2 separate regions of the Homo sapiens genome follow, and region 2 is linked to region 1. A link is a contact called in ENCODE Hi-C data. All regions are on one chromosome and are shown on one strand. The core of a region is the stretch at or near the end of the contact, and the rest is flanking DNA. Distances in the headings are between cores, read along the strand shown. Region 1 overlaps DIRC3 (disrupted in renal carcinoma 3). Region 2 overlaps IGFBP2 (insulin like growth factor binding protein 2).

Region 1 (7,706 bases), core at 3,663-6,162:
CCCATTAGGCAAATTAAATCTAAATAAATAACACCCACTCTGCATCTTCCTGGAAAAACCCATCCCAGGCCCATATGGCTTCAGGCAAGTTGCTTAGAAATCATGAAGATCATGTAGAGACACAGGATGCAAATGCAAGACACCGATCATTTGGTCTCCTCCTTTCCATGGCAGCTTTCCACCAGGAGGCTATGGGAAGGTCATGGCCACCAGATGTTGCTGAGGACAAGAAAACTTGTTCCTGGCTGGGCTTTGCCAGAAGCCTCCCTCCACCCTGCTGTACCCATGGTGTTCTGACAACCCTGTGGTGCTCACATCCACAGTGGCCTCTCCATTGCTTCCAGTGGCCCATCTGCCTGGGCAGCAGGAATCAGAGGGGTGTGACATGGAGACACAGACCATCTAGTACTAAATGTTTGTTAAGGCTGAGTAGAGTCTGGAATGTTGGCTTGAGGGCTGCTGTCTGAACCATCAAAGCAATGAAAAACTTAAACGAATATGCCATTTGAGATGTTCTCCGAGGTGGGTGAGCTCTTACAAGCAAAAACTGGAAGAACTACTCTGGTAGAGGAAATTCCTTTGGACACTGATTCAAGTTCTGGCTGTGCCACAGTGGTGTCATCTCACATACCTCCCCACTAACCTGCTCTCCCCATACTATGTTGAATTTTCTGTCTTTAGCCAAAGCCTCTTTCAGCCTAAATGAGACCTTCTACTGGTGGAGCTTCAAAGCACTCCATCTCCCGGCATCCCCCACCTTCTCAAATTTCATTTAAAAGACCATGAAACACCATCTCTACTCCCACAAAGATAAATGCCATGCAATCCATTCTCCAGCCTAGCAGGCCTTTCTCAGGCCATCTCACATCACACACTCACCCTCCAGCTTCCTGCTGCCTAAGGTGCTTGAGTCACACCAGATCCCTTCTTCTGGGGAAGCTTGTCAGATAGCTCCTTTTATCCCACACATTTACACCAACTGCCATCATCACCATGCATTCAAACTCACACTCCAGGACAGGCATGGACCACAGATGTCCCAAAGCCACATCTCCTAATCCACAGATTCACACATCACATTACAGGAACTCAATTACTTGGTGACTAAAGTCAAGCTCAGAATCTCTTCTCCATATTCAATAGATTCACTCTTCCTCACTCAACTTCCTCATTCCAACAAATTCAGAGACTCTCTACTTTTCTAAGAACTTACAGGTCCCCCTTAGACCTCCATAACACCTAGGAGAGTTAGATGTCATTACTCCCATTTTATAGAACAATAAATCAAGGTTCAGAAAGATTGAGTGACTTGGCCAAGTTCACACATCAGGCTGGAGACTGCCTGCTGAGATTCAAACTCAGATCTGTTGAAAATCTATGCTCTGTCTAACAACTACAGGCTGTAACACAAGGGATTTACACAAGATTACACAATTGTTCAATAGGGTTAGGAAAATAGAAACAAGAGAAAGGACAGGGCCAGAGGAAGAGAGTAGCAAAGATGAGCTAAGAAGGTAAACTTATTGTCAAGGTAAAGAGTTGAAGTTTTACGTTACAGGCATTTAACCATGCCAGTTTTTTAAGCAGAAAAGCAAAACTAGGGGGAGGAAGCAATAACCTAAGTAGAAAAAATTCTCTAAAAATCATGTGTCAAGGTCCCTTCCTCCAGCAAAGGCTTCCCTTAAGCCATCCAGACAGGGTGGAACGGTTTCTCAGAAATCTAAGCCACTCCATGCCTGTGTGGTATGAAACCCCATGCAAATGCCATTAAGCCTTCACCAGAGGCTCCCTGCCATGGGCTCTCCCTGTCTCCAGCTGCCCCAGGACAGCAGGGCTGCAGCAATGGCTTGGTGAGCAGATCTGGTTTGCAGCACAAAGCTTTGCACTCCCCCTGGACTGTTAGCCCTGACACAGTACATAGCTGTGGTTTCTATGGGAAAGCCCCTGGCTACCCACACCAGGCCTTAAATGTAGGATGAATCCCACAAAATCTCCCATCCGAACCTGCATTAGGACTCAAATCCTCGGCTGATCCTGGCAGGGCTGGGCCTCCGGGCACAGATTAGCACAGAAACCCCAGGAACTCAAAGCACCTGCAGGCAAGGATCACTATGGCTGGGAAGCCAGCATCCCCAGGTCTCCCTGGCCAAGTCAGATCTCTTTTCCCAGAAGTCTTTTCATGGTGAATAGGACACTATGACCAGGAGTCAGGAAACCTGGGTTCTTGTTCTAGGCCAGTCACCAACCAGCTCTGGGGCCTTGAGTAAATCACTAGCCTTTGCCGGGTCTCTACTTTCTCATCTCAGGAATACACCACCAGCCCTTGCTACTCTGCAGAACTTCGTAGAAGAACATGTAAGAGTATGGATGTGGAAATCATAGCCAACTTCCTACTTGGTGGGATACCTGGAGAAGACTCAGAGATGGCAGATAGATAGATAGATAGATAGATAGATAGATAGATAGATAGATAGATAGATAGAAAGAAAAACAGATCATCTCCCAGATTTCTGGGAACAGTACAGATGGCAGATGTTCTTCCTCAGTTTACTCATGAGCATAGTCTTACTTTTAAGGCGGTATGCCTAATTTCTTGTGAGATAATAAAGATGATAATTCAGTCAGGGAGATGGATAGAGCCTAGAGGAGGAATTAAGGGTGTGCACTTAGCCATCACTACTCTACCTCTGTTGAGCTGTGCCATCTTGGACTAGTTACACAGTTTCTCTGGGCCTCAATGTCATCATCTGTAAAATGAGATTATTAAGAGTTGTACCCAGTTGTGGGTACATAGTACCTAGCACATGCTCAGTGCTCAATGAATGGTGGTTGATGATGTCAAAAAGGAATTCTGACTTTCAGGCTCTGTCTATGTTGCTCTGTCCTTCCACTCCTCCCCATCCCACACATCCAAAGTATATCTTGTAATTGTGACCCTGGGTGTGCCTTGAAGGGTTTGGCTCTTTCTTTTTCCTATGCACTCCTCCTGGAAAACAGCAGACCTGCTGAGGCAACCAGCACAGAAACAGAGCTCGTGCCGACTCCCAACTGCCGGGGATACAAAGGGCTGCTAGGGAGATGGAGCAGGAAGCACAGCCCTGGAAGAGTGCACTGTCCCCCCAGCATCCGACAACCGGCCTCTCAGTGTGGAGCTCTGTGGGGCACAGTTGACGACTGTCACTCACATCCACTGACACCACCGTCTATGCCATTTGTCAGCAAGCAGAATGTCCTCATGTGGTTTGACCTGACTCTCTCAAGTCCTGGGGAACAAGGTTGCACCCTCCACATGAAAACAACCAGCTCAATGCACAGAGTCTGGTCAGATTCACAGCTGGAGTTTGCATCTGTCACCCACCACCCTGCAAGGTTCTATTCTTCAATTCGACCAAATAACTTGTAACTGGGGACACAGCCCAAACATGGAACCAGGAAAGGTCAAGGTTCCAAGCTACCTTCGAGATCATCTGATCCAATAACTTCATTGTTCTGGTAGGAAAAGCAAATCCCAGCGAGGGGACTTACCAGAGATCATACAGTTGGCCAGGGAGTGGCTCAAGGATCTAGGAGTAGCAGAGGCATCTTCACCCCCCCTCACCTGGGAGAAAACAGAACCACAAAGAGGGGGAGGTCGGCTGGTGGAGGGGACTGACACCGGTTGCATTTCAGGGGCTTCGCAAGGGGTAGAATGAGCACTGGACTGAGGGTTAGAAGACCAGGGTCCCCCACGTGTCTCTGCCTCGAATCAGCTGGGCCCCCGTGAGCTGTCACTTCCCCTCTCTTTGGGTCTCAATTCTCTCTTATAAAACGGAGCATCCCATCCACCTCTAAGAATGGGTTCAAGGAGCAGATGAAAATGTGTTTTGAAAATCCTGAGGCTCTACATATGTACAACCAAATTCTGCCCATCTACACAGCCACTTTTAGCTGTTGTCCCCAAGGCCTGGAAGCAGGCAGAGGGGAGAGTTAGGTAAGCTCTCTGAGCACATCCAAGGCTGGAGGGCTTCCCTCAGCAAAGGGGGCCCAGAGCACCAGGCTAAATCCATGTCATTCAAGCAGCGCTCAGGTTGTGTCTAAGCAGCTTTGATTTTAAAAGATTAGGAGGGCCGCAGGGTGGAAAGAAAAGTTGATGAGGCAACAAAGTCCTGCCCGCAGTACCACACTGCCCTCTGCAGGGTGTCTGTGAGAAGGCACCTCGGCTGGCCAGGTCAGGTTAATTCCGACTGCCCAGGGTCACAGATCCATTCCCGTGCCTCCACGCAGTGCAAGCCCTCTCCAAGTAGAAACAGGGATTGGGGGGGTGCTGCAACCACCCTCAGTAATCTGCTCTGTCTTCAAACAGCGCAGGCCTTTCTTGGTGTCTGGCCCGAATCTTCCTCTTGTCCTGACACCAACCATCTTCCAACCTGCCCTCCGAGGAGCCTGCCTTAGCGTCTCTTGCTTGTGACTCTAAAGCCAGGATTTAGAAGGTTCTAGAAAACAGAACAGCCCTGGCTCCTGCCCACCTCATTGTACCCTCTTTTCTCCAGAATAAGGTGGTTTCTCCATACCCTGGACATATTTTGGTCCTTGGAGAAAGCCCCCACACTGAAGGAGACGTGTCTTGCCTGAATCAACAGACAAGCCAGCGTCCTGCAGGTCTCAGTGATGAACCAAAAAGTCTGTGACTTTCACGAACATCAGACCCAATCTCCACAAATGATCTGGGATTGCGGGGGACATCCAGGGCCCAGAGCCTGCCCCCACGGCAACAAGGAATGTCCTCCAAGGCCCTCATGGCACCAGACCTTCCCCCTTCTCCATCCTCTCCCTGGCTGTGTGGTTCAGAGTGGGGCACTCTGCAGCTGGCTGACCAGCCTCCAGGCATGGGCTCAGGCCATGCTCCCTGTGTGCCCTGTGCAGACCCGGGGAGACGCTGCAGCCGGCCTGGCCATGTGACACGGGTGATTCACACACGCAGACGCCCAGACCAGTTTCTCCTTTCTTCCTCTCCCAGGCCATTACAAAAGGCACAGTCTCAGCACAGTGCTGCATTGTTCCCAGGGTCAGCAGAGGCTGGAAGCTGAGGGGAATTAGGAAGACAGGGAGTTGAGCAGCGTAGAGTGGTTTTCCATGCAGCATATGCACCTCGTGCAAGCCAAGCCCACTTCCTGTCTTGGCTCCAGCTCTGGAGCTCAAGTTTATATCTCCCTCCTTCAGAACCAACTTCGGTTTGGGTTGTTGGCTTCTTTAATTTTCCACTCTCCGCACGTGTGCATTTCTTTGAAAAATATGCACGTGCTGTGTCTTTTTTCTTCTCCAGCACACATCATTCTTTAGAGACTATAATATAAATTCGGAGTCCAGCAGCCTTTGTCTTTAAGAGCATGCTTTCTCCTTTGTCTTCTGCTCTCTACCCCCAACAAGACACTAAGCATAGACAGGTTGGTGGATGTGATCAGAGGTACACGTGGGCAAGGCCAGGACTTGGGGGTGCAACATGAGTGAATGGAAGAGAGAGGAGGCTGGTCAGCAATGGTGGCAGGGGGTGGGGGGTGAAGAAATTTGGCCATGAATGGGGCAGTCAAGGATTTGGGAAATTATTCCAATTTTCCTATTCTTTAATTATGAAAATCTTCGACTCTGGGTAGGTGAAAATAATTTCCTGGTAAATAAACACTTGGAATCAGAAGGGCTTTTGGCAGCCCAGTGGTCCCATTCTGATCATCTGAGAGGTAGTCCTTCCTCTACAGCAGGCCCATGGCCAGCAGGACAATCTGTCCCACGGCTGAGCAGCTCAACTCATTAGAAGGAGCTTTGAATATCAGGTCAAAATGTGTCCCCCAAGTGGTAGGTTGTAAAAATGGTCACCCTTTTTCACTCCTCCTTGTATCCATGCCCTTAACATGTGACTTTGCAGGACTGATCTATGACTTGCTTTGATCAAATGTAATGTCATGCCATTACTGAACTTAGACTTCAAGAGACCTCACGTACTTCTGCTCTCTCACTCTGAACCCTGTCACTGGCATGAGAACAAGATCAGTATAGTCTGCTACAGGATGAACTAACACATGGAGGAGAACTCTGTCATCCCAGCTTAGGCCTTCCTAAGCTTAGACTCTTACTCTCTCAAGTCCTGGGGACAACCCACAGCCAGCATGACAGCTGACTGCAGATGCATGTATGAACCCCAGCTGAGATCAGCCAAGCCTGGCCCAGGTCAGCAGAACCACCCAGCTGAGCCCAGCCCAAATTGCTGGCTCTCAGAATTATGAGTTAAATAAATGTTGTTTTAAGTCAATAAGTTTTGTAGAGTTTTGTTATGCAGAAAAACTAAACCAGTGCAGCCCATAATAGCCCTCTACAGCTATACAGAATAATCTCGTGATTCCTTGTCCCTGAGGACAGCCCTTTAAATAGTGAAATACTTATCATTGCCTCTAAGCAACAGAATGACTCTTGGGGAGGTCATGCTACTAGCTCCTGTTTTAGAGGAAAATCACCCACCAAGACATCCTTTGCCACTTCTTTTTCACTAGCTGCCAACCTAGGAGCTGCAAACATCTTGCAGTTGCTGTCAGCATCCTTCTACAACATCTTACTCACTCATTAGAGCACTCTGACAGCCCCATACCCCAATAATCTGATCTTTCCAGCACATTTTATTGAAAATTAAGAGAAATTATAAGATTGAGATGAGGAGGACACTAAAGTACAATGAAAGTAGTTAAGTAAATTAGGCTTCTTGAAGCCACTTCTGACCCAAATCTGCCAAAACTGCCAAAAAGCCTCCAAAATAAATGTCCATGGAAGGCTTCACATGGAGCCCCAGCTCCATGGGTCACAGCAGTTGAGGGTGGTCAGGGGCTGCTGCTTCCAGCATTGGCCATGTGAAGCCAGCAGCAAATGCATTGAACTTGGTCTTGGGGCTGATGGGGAAGGTCATCACCCCCACCACAGGAGACAGATCAGACCTATGGCAGCCTCCATTTGGAACCAGATGTGGAGGGAAGTGGTGTGGGAAATGGCTGCCATCTGTGGATTTTCTGGCTGAAGACTTGACTGCAAAGTTTGCCAGTTTCAAACGAGCCCTTGCAGCTTGGCTTCCTGTTTTCCGTTTGCGCTCCCCGTGTGTCACGGCACAATTATTCTGGGAGACGTGCTCAAAATGGACACGGTCTCCAATTTTCTTTCCCTAATAACAGTGCGGGAAATAGGGGTGAGGAAGGCAGTTGAGAGAGGAAAAACCCCAAACCTCAGAAAAGGATGAAAACACTTCTAAACTCAATTTCAAAAATGAGAAAATCAAAATCACCAAATCGCAATACACAGCCCTCTACTCATTCAATCCAGTCCCCTTATGGCTGAGCAGGCTAGCGAAGAGAAGAGACTTCATGGATGTGAGGGGTGTGAGTTCTACTTTCATGGGATCAAGAATATTTTGAAATTTTCTTTCCTGAGAGCCTAAAAATCATCCGCCTGGGATGGCAACAAGGTCAAATGGCTGGTGGTAGGGTCCTGAAAAGATGCCGTCCACCACCAATTATTTTTCAACCACATACATGGCCTTGGCCATGGCTCAAAGCAGAACAAAGAAAGGGCAACTCTCTTCCAGCTCTTTTTTGTCTTCTACTGGACAAATTAATCAGCCCCAGTGCCCAAATCCATTCTTATTCATGGCCAGGAAAGAAGTTGGAAGTCTAGAGTATGCATGTTTTAAAGGT
Region 2 (7,706 bases), core at 3,818-6,317, 1.0 Mb before region 1:
CAGTGAGGGTCAGGTCTGGTGGAAGGGGTGGGAGGACAAGGAAAGTGGGGTCTCAGCTGGAGGAGGGCATCCTAATAAGACCCTCATCTGGTGTGACCTGTAGGCAAAGCACTTTTCTTTCCACAAACATAGTTGTGGAACATAGTTAGTGACCTTTGGGGCAGTCAGTATCTCTGGCTGTGAAATAGACTGGACATGTGGTTTCTTGATGTTCTTTCCTTCTAAAACCTTCACATTTCTGTATGGTTTTGGAACATAGACACAGAAAATGAATCCCAGAGATGAAGACAGAGTCCCTGAAACTTGCTTACTCTTTTTTTTTTCCTCCCCCTGAGATGGGGTCTCACTCTGTTGCCCAGGCTGGAGTGTAATGGTGCCATCACACCTCACTGCTGCCTCCAACTCCTGGGCTCAAGTGATCCTCCTTCCTCAGCCTCCTGAACAGCTGGGACTATAGGCATGCACCACCACACCTGGCCAGTTTTGTATTTTTTGGTGGAAATGTGGGTCTCACTATGTTGTCCAGGCTGGTCTCAAACTCCTGGACTCAAGCAATCCTCCCACCTCGGCCTCCCGAAGCGCTGGGATTACAGGCGCCAGCCACTGCGCCTGGCCTGAAACTCAGTCTTGTTGCCATATGCTTCTCTCACTGAGCTACCCCTCCCCTCTTTCCTGCCCAGCTCTGCCATCTTGGGTCCTGGCCCTGGTTGGTTTTATGGAAAGAAGTGGAGCTTGGGCATGGGGTGGGGGCATGGAGACTCGAGACGGCCACTTAGATGGATATTTGGAGGCAGAGCCCATTCTGACACATGAAAGCCACGGTCACAGAACAAGGAGAGGAGTGAACATTCCCATCCATACAATTTTCTTTAGGGGCTGGGGTTGGGCACCCAGCATGGCAGGGAGATCCCCGGGCAGGCTGTCAGAAGTCCCTGTGCCCCCTGCTGGCTGTGTGACCATGGGAAAGTCCCCTCCCTGTGCAGCAGCTTCTCGCTGAGCTTGCGTCTGGCGCGTGCTTCGTGGGCCTGCTGTCCTCACTCCGGGCGTCCCCTGCTGTCTGTGCGTGCAGACTCCCTGCCAACAGGAACTGGACCAGGTCCTGGAGCGGATCTCCACCATGCGCCTTCCGGATGAGCGGGGCCCTCTGGAGCACCTCTACTCCCTGCACATCCCCAACTGTGACAAGCATGGCCTGTACAACCTCAAACAGGTGAGCATGGTGCCAGCCTGGGCCAGAGCAGCTCCTCCTCAGCCCTGGGCCCCAGATGTGCCTTGTTTCTGCCCCACCCGCCTATGATCCTCTGAGGTCTGAGCTGAGTGAGAGACTCAGACTCCTGTCACCATGGGGATTGGGATGCCAGCTGCCAGGCCGGGGAGGGTGCAGCTCTTCTCCCTGCCTCCGACGGGTCAGTTGCTGGCTCCACTTGCCCAGCTGCCCACCGGCCTCACTTGGAGTCCAGGTTGGGAGGAGGCTCTTGGAGAAGGGAAGTGGCTTAAACCAAGCATCTTTGCTTTGATCGGACATTGACATCACCTGGAGCTCTTCCTGGGCCCGCCCCCAAATTGCCATGTGGTAGGTCAGGTTTACAGCTCTAACAAGCCTCAGGTGAGGCTCATAATCTGTGAGCCACACTCCCACCATCATTGATTTCAACCACTGGCCGAGTTGTCTTCATGGTTTCGAAGTATCTCAGGGAATGAAGAGTCAGGCATGGAGAAATGCCGTTGGAAAGATTCTGAAAAGCCATCTAGAACACCATTGTAAATACATTGGAGAAAATGAAGTTTAAGTAAACCACTCAGGAGCCCTTCTCCCTCCTCTATCCACCTTCTGTTCATATGCATTTTAACAGTCACTGTGCATATGCAATATTTTCCCTGTAACATACTTTTTTTTTTTTTTTTTTTGAGACGGAGTCTCGCTCTTGTCTCCCAGGCTGGAGTGCAGTGGCGTGATCTCAGCTCACTGCAACCTCCGCCTGCCGTGTTCAAGCAATTCTCCTGCCTCAGCCTCCTGAGTAGCTGGGATTACAGGTGCCTGCCACCATGCCTGGCTAATTTTTGTATTTTTAGTAGAGATGGGGTTTACCATGTTGGCCAGGCTGGTCTTGAACTCCTAACCTCAGATGATCCCCCCACCTCGACCTCCCAAAGTGCTGGGATTACAGGCATGAGCCACCACACCTGGCTGGGCATTGGGATTTTTATAAAGCTACCCTGGTGGTTCTAATGGCAGTCTGGGCTGACCTAAAGTGTGGATGTGTGAAGCCAGGAGATGGGAACAGGGCTCTGCTGATGGCTTAGGGGTCTCACCTCTCCACCCCCTTCACCCAGGCACCTTGACCCTCTAAATATTAGTTTAGTATTAAAAGCTATTTGTGTACATGCCCTCTAAATGTAAGCTGGCTAACTCCATTTGGAGCTCAGAAGAAAAAGTCTCGATCACTTCTCATGGGAAACAGGCTGTCTGCTGCACCTTTGGGTAACTAAAGTGATTTGCAGGAGTAGTTAGCTTATGCATAAAACAGAGACCTTGGAGTGGGAATGCCTGGCTTCCATCTCAGCTGTGCTTCTTACCAGCTGTGTGACCTTGGGCAAGTTGCTTAGCCCATCTGTGCTTCAGTTTTATCATCTGTAAACCAGGGATAATAATGGCATCTAATTCACAAAGTGGTTGTGAGGATTAAATGACTATATTTGTTAGAAACTGAACTAGCAGTGTGTCTTGCACACACAGTGCCTGGCACACACTGATTTTGATTGCAACATGAGGTTTTACACCTGACGCTATGACTAAGCTTCAGTATGCTGGGTCCCCCCCACTGGATGGGACCTCTTTGAGGCTGGGGACTGAGTCTTTTCATCTTCGGGTGTCCTGAATGGCCTTGCTAATCAGAGGGGTCCCTGGGCGGGCAGCATCAGCATCACGTTGGAGCTCGCTAGCGATGCAGAATTTCCAGCTCTCCAGGGACCTACTGCATGGGAATCTGCATTTTATCAAGGTTTCCTGGCGCATATTTGAAGTTGCGAAGCTCCACCCGGCAGCGCATGGGTAGCTGCAAGGGGTGGCTGCTCAGTGGACGCCGGGTTGAGGGACAGAAGGAAAGTTGCTGGCTGCGGGCTCCTCCATGCTCTTCTCCTCTCTCCCCAGTGCAAGATGTCTCTGAACGGGCAGCGTGGGGAGTGCTGGTGTGTGAACCCCAACACCGGGAAGCTGATCCAGGGAGCCCCCACCATCCGGGGGGACCCCGAGTGTCATCTCTTCTACAATGAGCAGCAGGAGGCTCGCGGGGTGCACACCCAGCGGATGCAGTAGACCGCAGCCAGCCGGTGCCTGGCGCCCCTGCCCCCCGCCCCTCTCCAAACACCGGCAGAAAACGGAGAGTGCTTGGGTGGTGGGTGCTGGAGGATTTTCCAGTTCTGACACACGTATTTATATTTGGAAAGAGACCAGCACCGAGCTCGGCACCTCCCCGGCCTCTCTCTTCCCAGCTGCAGATGCCACACCTGCTCCTTCTTGCTTTCCCCGGGGGAGGAAGGGGGTTGTGGTCGGGGAGCTGGGGTACAGGTTTGGGGAGGGGGAAGAGAAATTTTTATTTTTGAACCCCTGTGTCCCTTTTGCATAAGATTAAAGGAAGGAAAAGTAAAGTGTGTGTCTTTTGCCTGAGTCTTTGGGGTCTTCCAGGGAGAGATGCAGAGCCTGGCCTAGGTTGGCCTACCCGCCATCATCCAGCTTTGCCCCTGGCTCCTAGGAAAATGGGAAAGGCCGTTTCCGTTTCCCATTCATGAAATGGCAATAAGAAGGAATGGGAACCTCCTGAATCCAGATCAAACCCTCCAGTGCAGCCCCAGGACTCCCAGGTGAGGCTTCTGCCCCCATGTGGCCCCTGCCTGGCGCTGTACAGGGGCAGGATGAGTCACGGGCTGGGGATGGGGAGATGTGGAGCGTGGGTCCGGCTTCCTCCCTCGCACATTCAGATAACACTGCAGTGGGAGATAAGGAACAGGAAACGTTGGGATTGGGGTTGTCTGGCCCCTGAAATAAAGGAGGCTCCCTCCTGCCCAGGGTGAGACATTTCCACTCAGCCCCCAAAGAAAGGGAGTAGGGCTGTGGTTAACTGGCTTATTCATAAGGATGACACCACTGAGAATTCAGATGCTGCTCTCTAAGGGGCCCAAGGGATTTGGTGTCCAGACCAGCAAATATCAATTGAAACAAAGGGCTATGAGTGTGTCAAGGTGTGCAGGCTGAGGGACTGTGGAAGGAGGCACAGAATGTGGCCTTTCTTAGCAGAGTTCCACATCAGAGCTCACCTACATCTGCCATTCTGTTCTGCTGGCCTCTCAACTCCAGTGAATTCCAGGGGGCTTATGCACCCCGACCCCTGCCTTTGCAATGGGCCATGGGGGGAGAAAGCTCACCATTTGAGGCCCACAGTCCCTGCCCCCCTAACCTTCCTCGGTACGTGGCCCAGGGCCTGGCCTCTCCTGTCACTCCCCTCTCCTGTGGCTGGAGTCTGATCCCTTCCCACAGAGGAGGGGCTCCCTAGGGGCCTGGCCCAATCCACTACCTTCCAGACCTTCCATCTGGTGAGTGTAGGGAGGCGGAGGGATGGCGGGCCCTTTACCAGGTGTGACATAAGTGTAGCTGGAATGCAAGACAGCTTTTGGAAATGGCACAAGATGAGCTTTCTTGGAGTGCAGGAAAACCAGATCCCCAAGAATAGATGGAGCCATGCCAGGAGGGTGTGTTCTAGGCTGCACCGGGCCAAGGCCAGCACTTGGCCACAGCCCCAAAAGTATTCATTCAGCGGATCCTTGTGCATCCGTGAAACAGGCACTATTGTTAGTTACACTTTACAGATGAGGAAAAGTGTAACTAGAAGTGCCCAAACTCTCCTGCCCTGGGTCTGGGGACCCCTAACTCCAGCGTGTGGCAGCCACCCACCCCTGAGTTATACTGGCCCCGTGGATGGAAGCAGGTGAGACGCTTGGAGAGGGCCTAGAGGGCTCTGGGCACTGGATGGACCTGGAGCTTGAAGCTCAGCAGTCCCTGCATGGGGTCTGATTGTCTTTCATTCGGCGCATGCGTGCTGCAGCTGGCCCTTCCCCCTGCCCTCTGAGTTGCTGCAAAGAGCAGTCAGCCCCGGGGCTGCTGTCCCCAGGTGGAGCTGCTATCCCTGGGTGGAGCAGCCCGTGCCTGCCCTCCTGGGAAGCCTGGTGTTTCTCAACCTCGGTGAACATTTGACTCGACGGCGGCACTTAAAACAAAAACTGATGCCAGTACCTCAGCTTCAGACATTCTGATGTAACTGGTTTGCCATGGAGCCCAGGCAGGGTCTTTTTCCTTTCTTAGGTTCCATGGTGATTGTGAACCAGGGAGGGATAAGGCAAGAAAAAGGCCGGAGTCAGGACACCTGGGCTTGGATCCTTTCCCACCACTTCGTTTTCCATTGCCTGGGGCTATGCTGTCCACCTTCTCTGAGCCTGTTTTCCTCATCTGTCTATTGGGGATGTTATCAGCCTCAAATAGCAGGGTGGTATTAGTGTGAGACTAGATGTGAAGGTGCTTTGAAAACTAGGACTGTATAAAACGGGAGGGGTTACTATGGGGCCATTGTTGGGTCAGGTGTTTGCCAGACCTCACGCCCCAGGGCTGCCACCTTGTCCATTCTTTGAACTTTTCCAGAGGGCTTCTGAGGATGCCACAATCTCCTTGCCCATTTCCCCTCCATTACCCTTAGTGCTCTTGTACCCAACCCTCTGAAGAGGTAGCTTTTATGGGTGAGTGGGTGAGCAGCACCTCCGCTGTGGCTCTAGCTGCAGGAACCACACTCACTGATGTGCAGTGCAACCTAGAAACCTTTGCCGAGAGGAAGCATCATTGCATCCACGTGGGAAGATGGCTGGCTGGGCAGGGATCTTGAAGATGTCAAGCACATCTCTCACCTGGAACTAACTGTGCCTCTTTGAACGTTAAGCAAACACCGGGGCTATACTGCCACTGTGTGGCAGCATGCAGAACTGCAGCTGAGCCTACATCGGGCCCTTGGAGAGTCTGTTGCATTGAAGAGGAGTGGTCCAGAAGGAGTCAGCTGGAGACGTTGTTACCACTGGCCCTATCCCAGATCCCCTGAGTTAGAAGCTCGGGGAGGGGCCTGGGAGTCTGCATTGAAACTTGCTTCCTGTGTGGTTCTTATGGAGGACTGGTTGACTTCATTTATAGGATCCAGGGCAAAATAAAAATATGGAGTCCCTTATTCAGAAATTATTAAGAATGTCAAGACAGAAATAGCAGAACATTAAACTAAGTGTCAGCCTTGTATGACTGCATGGGTCATGCCCACGGGGCTATCCCTCTTCTTATGCTCTCTACATTTGGACAGTCACCACTGTCATCCCTGAATCTGTTTGATGTGTCTTGAATACTAACTACATAATAAGATGTGGTGGTTAAAAGCGTAACCATGGAGGTGAGGTAGTCTTTGAACAGAATCAGACTCTTGAGTTATGTGCCTTTGGACATATTTCTAACCTCTGTGAATCTCATTTACTTCCTCTTTAAATATTGGGATAGTTTCTATCTTAAAAGACTTGCTTTGAGAATATAAAATCATTTCTGTCACACGGTAAGTGCTGCCTAAATGTAGCTCTCGGCCTTGCATGGTGGCTTACGCCTGTAATCCTGGCACTTTGGGAGGCCAAGGCGGGTGGATCAACCGAGGTCAGGAGTTCAAGACCAGCCTGGCCAACGTGGTGAAACCCCGTCTCTACTAAAAAATACAAAAATTAGCCGGACTCGGTGGCGGGTGCCTGTAATCCCAGCTACTTGGGAGGCTGAGGCAGGAGAATCACTTGAACCTGGGAGGTGGAGGTTGCAGTGAGCTGAGATTGCACGAGCCTGGGCAACAGAGTGAGACTCCGTCATAAAAAAAAGAAAAAAAAAATAGCTCTCACTATATCCCAGGCTCGGTATTAGGATGTCAGGCTATGAAGATGATGAAGATGAAGAAGATTACAGCCTTTGTCCTGAAGGGCTGAGATTCTTGTGGAAGGAAACAGCCCCGACACCCAAAGATGGCCCTCCATGGATGGCGGTACCCCTCCAGTAGGGGATGTTGGGCAAGTTAGGAGAAATAGTTAAGTCTGGTGTCAGGGAAGGTGTCTCAGAGAGGGTGAAGGCAGAGTTGGAAGGAAGAAGCTGAGATTGGGGAGAGGAGCGGGAGGATGTACGTGCCTCATGCATGCATGTATGTGCAGGTGCGGGTGTTGGGGGCTGGGGTTCAGACAGAGGGAGCAGCATGCGCAGAGACTTTATCTTATTTTTATGTCTGTATTTATTTATTTTTAGAGACAGTGTCTTACTCTGTTGCCCAGGCTAGAGTGCAGTGGCATGATCATAGCTCACTGCAGCTTTGAGCTCCTGGGATCAAGCAATCCTCCCACCTACCTCATCCTCCCAAGTAGCTAGGACTACAGGTGTGCACCACCATGCCTGGCTAATTTTTATTTTGTAGAGACAGCGATCTCACTATGTTGCCCAGGCTGGTCTTGAACTCCTGGACTCAAGTGATCCTCCCACTTTGGCCTCCTAAAATGCTGGGATTACAGGAGTGCATCACCATGCCTGGCCGGCAAAACCTTTAAGTCACGAGCTGGACAATGAGCCTGGACACCGGCGCATGGTTGGGGATACATGTGGTGAA

The links. Hi-C counts contacts between places; a loop is a spot of excess contacts on that map. Pooled maps may share reads with other maps.
Region 2: a loop to region 1 is called in a map of PC-9, with 10 times the contacts of the local background. The contact joins two enhancer-like sites. A Hi-C loop is called at or near these places in 5 of 168 maps with a recorded cell type or tissue (CD4-positive, alpha-beta T cell, GM12878, PC-9 and 2 more) and 8 of 50 pooled maps.

Annotation. Positions count from the first base shown.
Region 1 is chr2:217,709,504-217,717,209 of GRCh38, forward strand. The region is part of intron 2 of DIRC3 (disrupted in renal carcinoma 3); the gene reads right to left. Among named protein-coding and RNA genes, the nearest start is that of DIRC3, 77 kb to the right of the region's middle. RefSeq lists an enhancer at 4,222-4,271. Within about 2 kb of position 4,913, at least 19 of the 41 ENCODE cell types and tissues checked have a DNase peak (open chromatin) inside an H3K27ac peak, as active enhancers do; they include right lobe of liver, where a contact is called at or near this core.
Region 2 is chr2:216,660,789-216,668,494 of GRCh38, forward strand. It overlaps IGFBP2 (insulin like growth factor binding protein 2), which reads left to right. Exons shown (of 4, transcript NM_000597.3): 3 at 1,070-1,210; 4 at 3,152-3,648. The coding sequence ends at 3,316. Among named protein-coding and RNA genes, the nearest start is that of IGFBP-AS1, 30 kb to the right of the region's middle. Within about 2 kb of position 5,068, at least 10 of the 41 ENCODE cell types and tissues checked have a DNase peak (open chromatin) inside an H3K27ac peak, as active enhancers do; they include right lobe of liver, where a contact is called at or near this core.